Regions from separate parts of the Homo sapiens genome. Here region 2 is linked to region 1. Evidence: read pairs that join two places in POLR2A ChIA-PET (ENCODE). Cell type or tissue: B cell. All regions are shown on one strand.

Evidence for each region. ChIA-PET counts read pairs that join two places held together with the same protein. Peaks named below come from ENCODE experiments on the same cell type or tissue, not always from the same donor. Only the 100,000 strongest peaks of a DNase experiment are listed, where the experiment ranks them.
Region 2: POLR2A ChIA-PET joins it to region 1 with 7 read pairs; 4 of 35 experiments call an interaction of 5 or more read pairs at or near these places.

The regions. Positions count from the first base shown.
Region 1 is chr1:26,647,100-26,655,099 of GRCh38, forward strand. No RefSeq gene overlaps it. Among named protein-coding and RNA genes, the nearest start is that of ARID1A, 45 kb to the right of the region's middle. In B cell, no CTCF peak of the experiment used is centred here; no DNase peak of the experiment used is centred here.
Region 2 is chr1:26,775,563-26,783,562 of GRCh38, forward strand. It overlaps ARID1A (AT-rich interaction domain 1A), which reads left to right. Exons shown (of 20, transcript NM_006015.6): 19 at 15-145; 20 at 3,461-6,542. The coding sequence ends at 5,194. Among named protein-coding and RNA genes, the nearest start is that of PIGV, 8.4 kb to the right of the region's middle. In B cell, no CTCF peak of the experiment used is centred here; no DNase peak of the experiment used is centred here; H3K27ac peaks cover 2,027 bases.

The sequences.
Region 1 (8,000 bases):
CACCCCCAAAGAAAACCCTCTACTCATTAGCAGTCATGCCCTAAACCCTATTCCTTTAGCCTCTGGTGATCACTAATCTACTTTGTACATATTTTATATAAAATAAGTCACACAATTTGTGGCCTGGTGTGACTGGCTTCTTTCACTTAGCATAATGTTTTCAGTTCCATGCATGTTATAGCAGGTATCAGTATTTCACTCGTTTTTATTGCTGAATAATATTCCATTTTGTGGCTATGTCACATTTTGTTTATCCATCAGCTGATGGACCCTAGAATTGTTTCCACTTTTTGGCTATTATGAATTCAATGCTATGGAGAGCTGAGCGACCAAGGCTGAGAGCGAGATGCCAGTGGTTGTGGGTCCCTAGGGACAGTCTCAGCCAGGCTGCTTTGACTGCATGGAGATAGGCTTTGATAATGGGTTGAACAGTGGCCATGGTGGCCACGGTGCTCCTCAGCACCCTCTGTCTCAGGATTGGGATGCAGGATCAGGAGGTGATGGGCGGCATTGGGAAAACCATGATGCAGAGTAGAGGCATCTTTGATACATTCATGACGATGGGGATGGGCTAACGATGCTAACCATGGTTGCCCACGACATCTACATCTTCCCATCGATCCCAGTCTATGCACTGTAATAAAACAAAGTCTTTGAGTTAAAAAATGGACACACAAACAAAAAATATTGATGCCATGAATGTTCATGTACAAGTTTTTGTGTGAATATTAATTTATACAGAAATTTTCATTAGTGTACTAACCAAAGTATTAATACAGAAGTAGTTGAATGTGGTCAGCATCATGCAGTGAATTTTTGTTGGTTTTGACTGCCCAACAGTCTTTCTCTTTCCTCTTAGTAACAGGATGCGTATTCTCTTATGTGTAACCACATAAGGAAGCTGACTCCACTCTTACATCCAGGGGTAACTTGGCTTAAGCCCGGCACACGCTTATCCCCATAGACATTGACTAGATCAGTGATGAACAGGTGACCTTAATTCAGGCCAGTGAGATATAAAAAGACCTTTGCTGGGGCTTCTGGAAAGCATACTTTCTTGTTATTCTGAAGGAGTTTCCTTGAGAGATATTATCTTCCTATTTGAGGTGAAGAAAACACAGATAGCCCTTCTAGAAGCTGCTGTAACCATACTGACGTCACAAAAGAACAAATTTAGGCGCCGGGCGTGGTGGCTCACGCCTGTAATCCCAGCACTTTGGGAGGCCGAGACAGGTGGATCACCTGAAGTCAAGAGTTCGAAACCAGCCTGGCCAACATGGTGAAAACTTGTCTCTACTAAAAATACAGAAATTAGCTGGGTGCGGGGTGGGTGCCTGTAATCCCAGCTACTCAGGAGGCTGAGGCAGAAGAATTGCTTGAACGCCGAAGGCGGATGTTGCAGTGAGCTGAGATTGCGCCATTGCACTCCAGCCTGGGCGACAGCGGGAGACTCTGTCTCCAACACACACACACACACACACACACACACACACACACACACACACACACACACACAAATTTAGGGATATCAAATATTTCAGAAGGAGAAATGGAAAGAAACCAGGTCTTTGGTAACATCATTGAGCCTTAACACTGAGGACAAAGCTTTGCCTGAATTTTCAGCTGATGACTAAATTCCCTTAATTGTTTAAGATATTTCGAGGCCGGGCGCAGTGGCTCACGCCTGTAATCCCAGCACTTTGGGAGGCCGAGGCGGGTGGATCACGAGGTCAGGAGATCGAGACCATCCTGGCTAACACGGTGAAACCCCGTCTCTACTAAAAATACAAAAAATCAGCCGGGCGAGGTGGTGGGCGCCTGTAGTCCCAGCTACTCCAGAGGCTGAGGCAGGAGAATGGCGTGAACCCCGGGGGGCGGAGCCTGCAGAGAGCCGAGATCGCGCCACTGCACTCCAACCTGGGCGACAGAGAAACTCCGTCTCAAAAAAAAAAAAAAAGAGATATTTCAAGATGATTTTTCTGTTGTTTGCTATAAAAATATTACACCACAATATTAACGAAAACTATTTTTTTTTTCTTTGAGACAGACTCTCATTCTGTTACACAGGCTAGAGTACAGTGGCGTGATCATGGCTCACTGCAGCCTCAACCTCCCGGGCTCAAGCAGTCCTCCCACCTCAGCCTCCCCAGTAGGTGGGACTACAGGTGCACGCCACTACGCTCAGCTAATTTTTTAATTAAATTTTTTTTCTTTTGTAGAGACAAGGTTGCCCAAGCTGGTCTCAAACTCCTCCCAGAGTGCTGGGATTTCAGGTGTGAGCCATCATGCCTGATCAGAAACCATTATTTTTATAGCACTTTATAATGTAACTCTGAGCTATGTGAATTCAGTGGTAGATACGTTGAATTCTGCCTCTGGGAGTCATGAAAGGATTCATTCCGGGCACGGTGGCTCATGCCTATAATCCTAGCACTTTGGGAGGCCGAGGTAGGCAAGTCACTTGAGGTCAGCCTGGCCAACATGGTGAAACTCTGTCTCTACTAAAAATACAAAAAAACTAGCCAAGCATGGTGGTGGGTGTCTATAATCCTAGCTACTCAGGAGGCTGAAGCAAGAGAATCGCGTGAACCTGGGAGGCCGGAGTTGCAGTGAGCCGAGATGGCGCCACGGCACTCCAGCCTGGGCGACAGCAAGACTCCGTCTCAAAAAAAAAAAAAAAAGATTCATGTAAAAAGTGACATTTGAATTGCAACTTGCCACTTAGAAAGTATTTACTAAGTATAGACCAGGCATGGTGGCTCACGCCTGTAATCCCAGCACTTTGGGAGGCCGAGATGGGCAGATCACGAGGTCAGGAGTTCAAGACCAGCCTGACCAACATGGTAAAACCCTGCCTCTACTAAAAATACAAAAATTAGCCGGGCATAGTGGTGCGCACCTGTAATCCCAGCTACTCAGGAGGCTGAGGCAGGAGAATCACTTGATCCTGGGAGGCAGAGGTTGCAGTGAGCCAAGATCGCACCACTGCACTACAGCCTGAGCAACACAGCCAGACTCCATCTCAGAAAAAAAAAAAAAGGTATTTACTAAGTACAATAAGCTAAACAAAATTAAGCAGATTTCTTTCACTGTAGACCTTCTGAGGGCCTTTATTATACTAATATGAATTATGACTATATCCAAGAGAGGGATATAATATGCAGTATTTACTAAATTTACTTCACCCTGAACACCTAGCATTATTTCAAGGAATATGGTTGGCTCAGGAAACACTGGTAGTAGAATGTTAACAGATGGCTAGAAGAGAAGAACAAGATCATCCTGGCCAATTTATTAAGAAGTTTTTATGGTGGGGGGTGCGGTGGCTCACACTTGTAATCATAGCACTTTGGGAGGCCAAAGCAGGTGGATCACAAGGTCAGGAATTCAAGACTAACCTGGCCAACACAGTGAAACCCCATCTCTACTAAAAATACAAAAACTAGCTGGGCGTGGAGGCAGGTGCCTGTAATCCCAGCTACTTGGGAGGCTGAGGCAGGAGAATCGCTTGAGCCCAAGAGGCAGAGATTGCAGTGAGCTGAGATCACACCATCGCACTCCAGCCTGGGGGACAAGAGGGTGAGTTCGTCTAAAAATAATAATAATAATAATAAATATTATTTGTATGGAAGAAAATATAGAAAGTTAGAAGGGAAGGCCGGGCCCGGTGGCTCATGCCTGTAATCCCAGCACTTTGTGATGCCGAGGCGGGCAGATCACCTGAGGTCAGGAGTTCAAGACCAGCAGGGCCAACATGGTGAAATCCCGTCTCTACTAAATATACAAAACTTAGCCGGGAGTGGTGGCACACACCTGTAGTCCCAGCTACTCAAAAAGCTGAGGCAGGAGAATCGCTTGAGCCCGGTGACGGAAGTTGCAGTGAGCCGAGATCGCACCACTGCACTCCAGCCTGGGTAACAGAGCAGGACCCTGTCTAAAAAAAATAAATAAATAAAATAAAGAAAGAAAGAAAAAGAGAGAGAGAGAGAAAAAAGAAAATTAAAAGGGATGAAAATGTGAGAAGAAAAAAAATAGGAATTTGTAAGGATGGAGAGGGAGATGGGAAAAGTGTGAAGTAGCCATAAAGCTAACTAATGTGTTTGATGACTCGTTCAGAATCTGAGAGTGCCAAGTCTAGTAGAGTAAAAGACATTAGGAAATTGCCTCTAAATTATATCATTGTCAGTTCTTTCTCAAAACGTACCTGTTAATTTAATTTAATTTAATTATTTATTTATTGTTGAGATGGAGTCTTGCTCTGTCGCCCAGGCAGGAGTGCAATGGTGCAATCTCGGCTCACCGCAACCTCTGACTCCTGGGTTCAAGCAATTCTCCTGCCTCAGCCTCCCCAGTAGCTGGGATTACAGGCAGCCGCCACCATGCCTGACTAATTTTTGTATTTTTAGTAGGGACGAGGTTTCACCATGTTGGCCAGGCTGGTCTCGAACTCCTGACCTCAGGTCATCCACCTGCCTCAGCCTCCCAAAGTGCTGGAATTACAGGAGTGAGCCACCGCATCAAGCCTACACACCTGTTTATTTATTCTTAGAAGGAAGAGGAACTATTTTTTGTAAGTATTAAGGTCCAGTGAATGACAAACCAGTGAATTAAGTTATTTTTTGAGCTTGAATTTCATAGAATCATGGAACATAAGATCTGAAGAAACTTGGAAATTGTCTCATAAAACTAATCTAGTGTTCTTCCCTCTCATTCATTCATTTATTAATTCACCAAGTATTTGTTGAGTGTGCCTGGCAAAATCTCAGGTCACATAGGTGAAAAAATAGTTCCGATCCTGAAGGATAAAATAACCGCTATGAAAAGCTTTATGCAAGTTTCAAAGGGCATACAGATGAAGAGTTGTCTGGTTTTTTGTTGTTGTTGTTGTTGTTGTTGTTGTTGTTGTTGTTGTTTTGCAATGATGTCTCGCTCTGTTACCCAGACTGGAGTGCAGTGGCACATTCTTGGCTTACTGCAACCTCCACCTCCTGGGTTCAAGCGATTCTCCTGCCTCAGCCTCCCCAGTAGCTGGGATTATAGGCACTTGCCACCATGCCCAGCTAATTTTTGCATTTTTAATAGAGACGGGGTTTCACCACGTTGCTCAGGCTGGTCTCGAACTCCTGACTTCAAGTGTTCCGCCTGCTTCAGCCTCCCAAAGTGCTGGGATTACAGGTGTGAGCCACTGTACCCAGCCTGTTTGTTTTTGAGATGAAGTTGCAATACTTGAGCTAAGTCTTCAAAAAGGAACAGGCGTTTACCCGGTGAACAGGATGGGAAGAAATTCTGGCTGAAGGGATAGCATATGAAAAAGCACTGGAATATGATATAGGAGGGTATATTTAGAGAAGAGAATGTAATTTGGTATATAAGAGATGCCAGTCATTTCTCCTATACTTGCATCCCCTTCTTAGCAACCTGCCCTTCCCAAAGTCAATACATAGTGGATACCCTATATATTGAATGGCTCTGTAGTCCTGGCCACAAAATCAGGAATGAGCCCTTGACTAGAGCTAACGAGATTTTTATCATTCAGGAATAAAGTAAACTGTATAGACTTTCATTGTTGTTAATGGCATACAATGTAATTTCAGCCAGCCCTCCTACTGAATACAGCTAATCAGCTGGATGAAAAATAAAATGCATCCTCTAAAAGTATATCATAACTAACGAAATAGTGAGGAATTAACTGGGCCAAGATTTTGGATTGGTAAGGAATTTGAAGTGAGGAGCTAGCACTCGATGCTTTGTCTGAGGCATTTGCTGATGCAGAACAAGTAATTAGAAAGCTAAGATGTATGTTTGGCAGCCTTAAGAGCCCATGGGGACAAAAGTTGGAGTCCAGGACTAATAAAGGGTGGCAGCCCTTCTATATCACCCTCGGATTTGGCCTAGGACTTTAAAACCCTGCATTGTAGGTATAAGGGAGTACAAGTAAAGTAACTCTCATGTAGACTGCAGACTGAATTCAAATCATCTAAGTGGCCCAGAAAAATCTCAAGGCCTGAACTTACATTAAGTTGCCCCTAATTGCTAGTGGCAAGAGTAAAACCAAATCCACTTTGGAGAAAAAATAACATCATCCCAGGCCTCAATTGTTTCTGTAATTTTCTTTCTTTCCCTTCCTTCCTATTTCTCCTTCCTTCCTTCCTTCCTTCCTTCCTTCCTTCCTTCTTTTTTGTTTGTTTTTGAGACACAGTCATTCAGGCTGGAGAACAGTGGCACGATCTCAGCTCACTACAACCTTCGCCTCCTGGGTTCAAATGATTCTTCTGCCTCTCAGCCTCCTGAGTAGCTGGGATTACGGGTGTGTGCACCACGCCCGGCTAGTTTTTGTATTTTTAGTAGAGTCAAGGTTTCACTGTGTTGGCCAGGCTGGTCTCAAACTCCTGGCCTCAAGTGATCCGCCCGCCTTGGCTTCCCAAAGTGCTGAGATTACAGGCACAAGCCACCGCACCCAGCCTATAATTTTCTTTCAAATACAATGTTCAGTACAAGAATAACCAGGTTTCTAGGAACAAGAATCAAAATAGCTTAAACAAAAAGACAACCAGGCACACAAGGAGACAAAATACCAGAAATAAGGAGGACAAATAACAGATAATAGAAACAGACCCACAGGGATTCCATATTCTGCAATGACTAGATACGGACTATAAACAACTCTGTGTACTATGTTTAAGGAGATCAAAGCCAAACTTGAAAGATTTGGCAGAGAACTGGAATTATAAAAACTGAAATTAAAAAGGAATATATTGGCTGAGCGCAGTGGCTCATGCCTGTAATCCCAGCACTTGGGGAAGCCAAGGCAGGTGGATCATCTGAGGTCAGGAGTTCAAGACCAGCTTGGCCAACATGGTGAAACCCCATCTCTACTAAAAATACAAAAAATTAGCCGGGTGTGGTGGCAGGTGCCTGTAACCCCAGCTACTTGTGAGGCTGAGGCAGGAGAATCACTTGAACCTGGGAGGCAGAGGTTGCAGTGAGCCGAGATCACGCCATTGCACTCCAGCCTGGGCAACAAGAGTGAAACTCCTTCTCTAAAAATAAAAATAAATATAAATATATTAATAGTAGATTTATAAGTGAACAAAATAGAAACTCTAGCTTGAGACAGTAGTGAGCACTGAAATATGTAAAGATCAAAGAGAATCAGCCTACTGATATTGTTGGTCCACCTACAAGTTCAGGAAGAAATACAAAAAGAAACAGAGATTAAAATGCATGTGACTCCAGGGAAAGAAAGATGGAGAGAGAGTAGGTACTCGACTGTTTTCCGGTTCAGCCTCTTCCCACTACAAAGGATGCCACAAGAAGCTGGGCACAGTGGCTCACACCTGTAATCTTAGCACTTTGGGAGTCTGAGGCAGGAGGAATTGCTTGAGGCCAGAAGATCGAGACCAGCCTGGGCAACAGAGCAAGACCCTGTCTCTAAAAAAAAAGTGGGCTACAATGCCACTGCCCTCCAGCTTAAGCAACAGAGTGAGACCCTGTCTCAGAAAAGAAAAAAAAAAGGATGCCACAATAAATATATTTGTATGCATAGTCTTACGTATTGATGTTTAATTTTTTTTGCCTCCCCTCCCTCCCTTGGTGTTTTTATATCTATAGAAAAGATTCCCAAAAGTGAAATTGCTGCATTAAAATTATGTGTTACATTTTTAAAGATATTACCACAGTACTTTCCAGAAGGAGATAGCAATTTTTATTTCCCCCAGCAATGTGTGAGAATTCTCATCTCCCCACATTTTTTCTAGTACTGAATGATTTGATAACCCAAATAGTTTAAAATGGTATCTTTAAAAGTCTATTCTGCATAAAGACAGATGTGACCAATGGAATAGAATAGAGAGCCCAGAAATAAACTCTCAAGTATATGATTAAATGATTTTCAACAAGGGTATCAAGATCATTTAATGGGGTCGGGCACAGTGGCTCATGCCTATAATCCCAGCACTTTGGGAAGCTGAGCCTAGGAGTTCAAGATCAAACATGATGAG
Region 2 (8,000 bases), 130 kb after region 1:
GAGGTTTATTTCAGGAACCCCGGAGGCATGGCGGGTAATGATGTCCCTCAAGTCTGGTCTCCTGGCAGAGAGCACATGGGCATTAGATACCATCAACATCCTGCTGTATGATGACAACAGCATCATGACCTTCAACCTCAGTCAGGTGAGTATCAGTGCCTGGGGAAGATTGAGAGGGTTTGGGATCTTCTTAGTGTAGACAATGGGAATGTCTCATCTTTAGCCACCTTGGTCTTTCTCTTTCTCTCTTGTAGATATCTTCCATGCCAGTACTTTGCTTCCTTTGCCTCTGGGCACGGGCCCAGGATTTTGACAGCAATAATAATTTGTTTACATGATAACCTTAACACAGGATTGACTTCAAAAGGAATTTGGGAGACACTTTGTGGTATTAGTAAGAATTCAGATTCAATCGATGCCAGTGGGGACACCACATTTTCTAGAAGAATCTGTGTTTTTTTGTTTTTTTAATAGAGACGAGGTCTCACTATGTTGCCGAGGTTCATGAACTCCTGAGTTCAAGTGATCCTCCCAAAGTGCTAGGATTACAGGCATGAGCCACCAGGCCCAGCCTGAATCTGTGGTCAAATTTTTATCAGTGAGCAGAGTATGTTTTTTCCATTTTTCCCTTTCTTCTCTGAACAGTAGGGGCCTTTGTTGATCCCAGTTTTCCTTAGATGTAGAGTGGATGGGGGATTTGATTGTTTAACAATATTCTTTTTTTTTTTTTTTTGACTGAGTCTCTCTGTCGCCCAGGCTGGAGTGCAGTGGCGCTATCACAGCTCACTGCAACTTCCGCCTCCTGGGTACATGCCATTCTCCTGCCTCAGCCTCCCAAGTAGCTGGGACTACAGGCGCCCGCCACCACGCTCGGCTAATTTTTTGTATTTTTAGTAGAGACGGGGTTTCACCGTGTTAGCCAGGATGGTCTCGATCTCCTGACCTCGTGATCCAGCCGCCTCAGCCTCCCAAAGTGCTGGGATTACAGGCGTGAGCAACCGCGCCCGGCCCTACAATATTCTTACAAAGCTGATTCTTCAGACCCACCCTCCATAGGATGTGCACACTAGTGGAGGTGCTGGAAAGAGTTTGTGCTGCATCATCCTACTCTTTTTCTTTTGATCATCTTTAGTACCTACCAACCTGTATATCAAGGAGCTGACTTATTAATAGTTACCATTTATCGTGCTCTTATTTTGTGCCAGGTCCTTAATATTTTGTTTCATGTCATCCTAGCAACAGCCCTCAGAGGTAGGAGGTATGGCCATTTAGGGATGAGTAAATAGGCTCAGTCTTATCCTTGTTGAGGTTCACATAGCTGTCAGTAGAATCTATCTGATTCCTAAGCCTGATTTTATTTCCATTGCATAATATTGCCTACCATGAGAAAGGAAAAATTTTGATAGAGCAATTTTCATATGCCAGGTATTTGACATCTCCCATTTACACCTCAGAACAACCCTGTAAAGTTTAGGAATTTTTATCATTTTATACAGCTACTTCCTGGAAAAGCCAGAATTTTTTTTTTAAGAGACTCTGGCACCTAGGCTGGAGTGTAGTAGTGCCCTCATGGCTCACTGCAGCCTCAAACTCCTGGGCTCAAGCGATCCTCTTGCCTCAGTCTCCTGAGTAGCTGGGACTACAGGCAAATGCCACCATGTCCAGCTATTTATTTATTTTGAGACAGGGTCTCCATTACTCAAGCTAGAGTGCAGTGGTGCAATCACAGCTCACTGCAGTCTCAACTTCCGAGGCTCAGGTGATCCTCCCACCTCAGCTTCCCAAGTGGCTGGGACTACAGGTGCGTGCAAACATGCTCATGCTCAGCTAATTTTTTTTTTTTTTTTTTTTGAGAGATGAGGCTTCACCATGTTGCCCAGGCTGATTTCAAACTCCTGGGCTCAAGTGATTGACCTACCTCAGCCTCTCAAAGTACTAGGATTACAGGTGTGAGCCACCGTTCCAGGCCCCGGATAACTTCTTTATTTTTTTATAGAGGCAGGGTCTCACTGTGTTGCCCAGGCTGGTCTCAAACTCCTAGGCTCAAGTGATTCTCCCACTTCAACCTTCCAAAGTGTTGGGATTACTGGCTGGGTGCAGTGGCTCACGCCTGTAATCCCAGCACTTCAGGAGGCCGAGGCAGGAGGATCATTTGAGGTCAGGAGTTTGAGGCCAGCTGGCCAACATGGTGAAACTCCATCTCTACTAAAACTATAAAAATTAGGCTGGGCGCAGTGGCTCACGCCAGTAATCCTAGCACTTTGGGAGGCCAAGGTGGGTGGATCACTTGAGGTTAGGAGTTCAAGACCATCCTGGCCAATATGGTGAAACTCCATCTCCACCAAAAATATAAAAATTAGCCGGGCCTGGTGGCACACACCTCTAATCCCAGCTACTTGGGAGGCAGAGGCAGAAGAATCACTTTGAACCCAGGAGGCAGAGGTTGCAGTGAGCTGAGATCGTGCCACTGCACTCCAGCCTGGGCAACAGAGCGGGACTCTGTCTCAAAAAAAAAAAAAAAAAAATACACACACACACACTCTCACACACTAGCCCGATGTGGTGGCAGGCGCCTGTAATCCCAGCTACTTGGGAGGCTAAGGCAGGAGAAAAATCGCTTGAACCCAGGAGGCGGAGGCTGCAGCCAACTGAGATCACACCACTGTACTCCAGCCTGGATGACAGAGTGAGACTTCATCTCAAAAAAAAAAAAAAGTGTTGGGATTACAGGTGTGAGCCACTGCTTCCAGCCCCTAGATCTAATTCGAAAGCCCTTATTTTTTTTTCCATCTGCTCTACTGTTCAGCCAAAGATTGTGACTGGAGAGGAGTGTTTTCTTCTAGAGGTAAATAAATGGCCTATATATTATCCAAGGTGGAATTTGGGTCTCTGTAGCACCAGCTTGGACCAGTGTTTGGAGAGCTGAAGCCTCGTCCCACTCCTTATGCTGCAAGATCCATGGAGTTCCAGCCCCCTGGACTTGTGGGGAGCTTGGAGAAGAGAGCCATGAACATCTGCCCACATGGCATTCTCTTCTCTTAGCTTAAGTCACCATGCCTAAGCTTGGGTTCCACTTGGCAGTGAGATGGAGAGAGTGTCCTAAAAGAGATAATGGCAATGACCACCAGGTTGAAAACTGGCCTGGTGAAGAAAAGCAGAAGATTAATTGGGAAAAGAGAAGGCTAAGAGATGATTGGCCCTGGTGGGTGAGGTGCAAAGCTGTTGGCTAGTGTTCCTGGAGATAGGCTTACGTGAAGGTAGGTTGGGCAGAAGAAAGAACTTTGTGTTGGGCATAGAAGAGATTAAGATGAACAATTTGCTCTGTGGAGAACCTTTGGGAAAGGAGCAACTCTGCCTCTCCCAACTGATACAGAAGACTTGGGGAGGTCTCTCAAGTCAATAATTCTGTTCTTAGGCCACTTTTCTCCCTTAATTTATTTCCTGTTCTTTCTCTTTTTAGCTCCCAGGGTTGCTAGAGCTCCTTGTAGAATATTTCCGACGATGCCTGATTGAGATCTTTGGCATTTTAAAGGAGTATGAGGTGGGTGACCCAGGACAGAGAACGCTACTGGATCCTGGGAGGTTCAGCAAGGTGTCTAGTCCAGCTCCCATGGAGGGTGGGGAAGAAGAAGAAGAACTTCTAGGTCCTAAACTAGAAGAGGAAGAAGAAGAGGAAGTAGTTGAAAATGATGAGGAGATAGCCTTTTCAGGCAAGGACAAGCCAGCTTCAGAGAATAGTGAGGAGAAGCTGATCAGTAAGTTTGACAAGCTTCCAGTAAAGATCGTACAGAAGAATGATCCATTTGTGGTGGACTGCTCAGATAAGCTTGGGCGTGTGCAGGAGTTTGACAGTGGCCTGCTGCACTGGCGGATTGGTGGGGGGGACACCACTGAGCATATCCAGACCCACTTCGAGAGCAAGACAGAGCTGCTGCCTTCCCGGCCTCACGCACCCTGCCCACCAGCCCCTCGGAAGCATGTGACAACAGCAGAGGGTACACCAGGGACAACAGACCAGGAGGGGCCCCCACCTGATGGACCTCCAGAAAAACGGATCACAGCCACTATGGATGACATGTTGTCTACTCGGTCTAGCACCTTGACCGAGGATGGAGCTAAGAGTTCAGAGGCCATCAAGGAGAGCAGCAAGTTTCCATTTGGCATTAGCCCAGCACAGAGCCACCGGAACATCAAGATCCTAGAGGACGAACCCCACAGTAAGGATGAGACCCCACTGTGTACCCTTCTGGACTGGCAGGATTCTCTTGCCAAGCGCTGCGTCTGTGTGTCCAATACCATTCGAAGCCTGTCATTTGTGCCAGGCAATGACTTTGAGATGTCCAAACACCCAGGGCTGCTGCTCATCCTGGGCAAGCTGATCCTGCTGCACCACAAGCACCCAGAACGGAAGCAGGCACCACTAACTTATGAAAAGGAGGAGGAACAGGACCAAGGGGTGAGCTGCAACAAAGTGGAGTGGTGGTGGGACTGCTTGGAGATGCTCCGGGAAAACACCTTGGTTACACTCGCCAACATCTCGGGGCAGTTGGACCTATCTCCATACCCCGAGAGCATTTGCCTGCCTGTCCTGGACGGACTCCTACACTGGGCAGTTTGCCCTTCAGCTGAAGCCCAGGACCCCTTTTCCACCCTGGGCCCCAATGCCGTCCTTTCCCCGCAGAGACTGGTCTTGGAAACCCTCAGCAAACTCAGCATCCAGGACAACAATGTGGACCTGATTCTGGCCACACCCCCCTTCAGCCGCCTGGAGAAGTTGTATAGCACTATGGTGCGCTTCCTCAGTGACCGAAAGAACCCGGTGTGCCGGGAGATGGCTGTGGTACTGCTGGCCAACCTGGCTCAGGGGGACAGCCTGGCAGCTCGTGCCATTGCAGTGCAGAAGGGCAGTATCGGCAACCTCCTGGGCTTCCTAGAGGACAGCCTTGCCGCCACACAGTTCCAGCAGAGCCAGGCCAGCCTCCTCCACATGCAGAACCCACCCTTTGAGCCAACTAGTGTGGACATGATGCGGCGGGCTGCCCGCGCGCTGCTTGCCTTGGCCAAGGTGGACGAGAACCACTCAGAGTTTACTCTGTACGAATCACGGCTGTTGGACATCTCGGTATCACCGTTGATGAACTCATTGGTTTCACAAGTCATTTGTGATGTACTGTTTTTGATTGGCCAGTCATGACAGCCGTGGGACACCTCCCCCCCCCGTGTGTGTGTGCGTGTGTGGAGAACTTAGAAACTGACTGTTGCCCTTTATTTATGCAAAACCACCTCAGAATCCAGTTTACCCTGTGCTGTCCAGCTTCTCCCTTGGGAAAAAGTCTCTCCTGTTTCTCTCTCCTCCTTCCACCTCCCCTCCCTCCATCACCTCACGCCTTTCTGTTCCTTGTCCTCACCTTACTCCCCTCAGGACCCTACCCCACCCTCTTTGAAAAGACAAAGCTCTGCCTACATAGAAGACTTTTTTTATTTTAACCAAAGTTACTGTTGTTTACAGTGAGTTTGGGGAAAAAAAATAAAATAAAAATGGCTTTCCCAGTCCTTGCATCAACGGGATGCCACATTTCATAACTGTTTTTAATGGTAAAAAAAAAAAAAAAAAATACAAAAAAAAATTCTGAAGGACAAAAAAGGTGACTGCTGAACTGTGTGTGGTTTATTGTTGTACATTCACAATCTTGCAGGAGCCAAGAAGTTCGCAGTTGTGAACAGACCCTGTTCACTGGAGAGGCCTGTGCAGTAGAGTGTAGACCCTTTCATGTACTGTACTGTACACCTGATACTGTAAACATACTGTAATAATAATGTCTCACATGGAAACAGAAAACGCTGGGTCAGCAGCAAGCTGTAGTTTTTAAAAATGTTTTTAGTTAAACGTTGAGGAGAAAAAAAAAAAAGGCTTTTCCCCCAAAGTATCATGTGTGAACCTACAACACCCTGACCTCTTTCTCTCCTCCTTGATTGTATGAATAACCCTGAGATCACCTCTTAGAACTGGTTTTAACCTTTAGCTGCAGCGGCTACGCTGCCACGTGTGTATATATATGACGTTGTACATTGCACATACCCTTGGATCCCCACAGTTTGGTCCTCCTCCCAGCTACCCCTTTATAGTATGACGAGTTAACAAGTTGGTGACCTGCACAAAGCGAGACACAGCTATTTAATCTCTTGCCAGATATCGCCCCTCTTGGTGCGATGCTGTACAGGTCTCTGTAAAAAGTCCTTGCTGTCTCAGCAGCCAATCAACTTATAGTTTATTTTTTTCTGGGTTTTTGTTTTGTTTTGTTTTCTTTCTAATCGAGGTGTGAAAAAGTTCTAGGTTCAGTTGAAGTTCTGATGAAGAAACACAATTGAGATTTTTTCAGTGATAAAATCTGCATATTTGTATTTCAACAATGTAGCTAAAACTTGATGTAAATTCCTCCTTTTTTTCCTTTTTTGGCTTAATGAATATCATTTATTCAGTATGAAATCTTTATACTATATGTTCCACGTGTTAAGAATAAATGTACATTAAATCTTGGTAAGACTTTTGTGAAGCTTTTTATTGTTTTCAAACTAAAACTTGACCTTTTGTCGGGGGGCAGGGGGATAGTCCTGTTTTTGCAAACCTCCCTTAGTGTGAGATCTCCCCTAAATAGTGGCATTCCTGGACCCTGTCATTTATTTACTATATTCCAAAATAAGACAACCATTTATCTGGAGGCAATCTCCAACTTAATCACTTATAATATCTCTGGACTGGCTCTTTTCCCTGACTCCAGACTAGAGCATTCAGCCACCTTTCTTGTCATCCCTGCTTGGAAGTTTACTTTGAACATGCCAAAGCTAAAATGTCCTGTCTTCCCCCACTAGAAACCTGCTTCTCCCATAGTTTTGGTTTTTTTGTTTGTGTTTTCCTTTTAGTAAATGGCAACTCCATTCTATCACTTGGCTAAAAAAATCCTTGACTTCTTTCACTTCCACATCCAATCTGTTAGCACTCTTCATAAAATAATCCTCAATCCCACACTACTGTAGTTCAAGATACTGTCATATCTTGGATTCTTGAAATACCTCCAAATTGGCCTCCCTGCTTCTGCTTTGCCTGGTTGAACCTATTCTCAACAGAGCAACCAAAAGGACCCCTATAAAAGGTAAGTCAGATCAAACGCCTTCAGTGCTTCTGACTCAGTAAGTAAAAATCCAGACTCTTAAAAAGTGGCCTACAAGGCCCTGAGTTATCTAGCTTACCTCTACCTTTCCTGCACCATCTGTCTTGCCCGTTGCTCACCCCACTGTATAGAGATGTTTCCACCTTGGAGTCTTTGTACTTTATACTCTCTCACCAAATAACTGCATGGCTCAAGTCCTCGACTGCTTCAAGTCTTTGTCCAAATATATAAGTAAGGCTTTTCATGGTCACCTTACTTAGAATAGCAATCTCTGCCCCCCACTATGTTTCCCTTGTCTGCCTTATTTTTCCTGTGGCACTTGTTACTGTCTGGCCTGTTGTGTGTTGTACTTACCTGTCACCTTCCACTGAAATGTAAACTGAGGGTGGTGGGAGGGGTGTTTTGTTCACTGCTGCATCCTGGTGCTAACACATAGACTGGCACATAGCATCTACTTAAGTAGTAGTTGAATGATACTGTCGATGTTGGCTAGATGCAGTTGCTTTTATGAGGCTAATGTCACAATATATAGTTTCTCTGTTCACCCCCTTCCTTAGGGAAACAATAGAGAAGCCTCAAGTTCCTCAGGAGAAATCAGAAGCAGAAAGAGAAAAAATGCTATCATTGTGGACACTTAGAAGTGAAATTTGAAACAAGAAACAACAGTTTTCTATTGTGTACCTACTTATATTCTGGACATAGCACATCACAATCCTACAACAATCCTGTGCCTGTGAAGTCAGTATGTGGCTCCCATTTTACAGTTGAAGAAAGAGGCTAAGAAAAGTGAAAGGCTTTTTAAGTTCATACACCAAGCAAGTTCCACCTGAC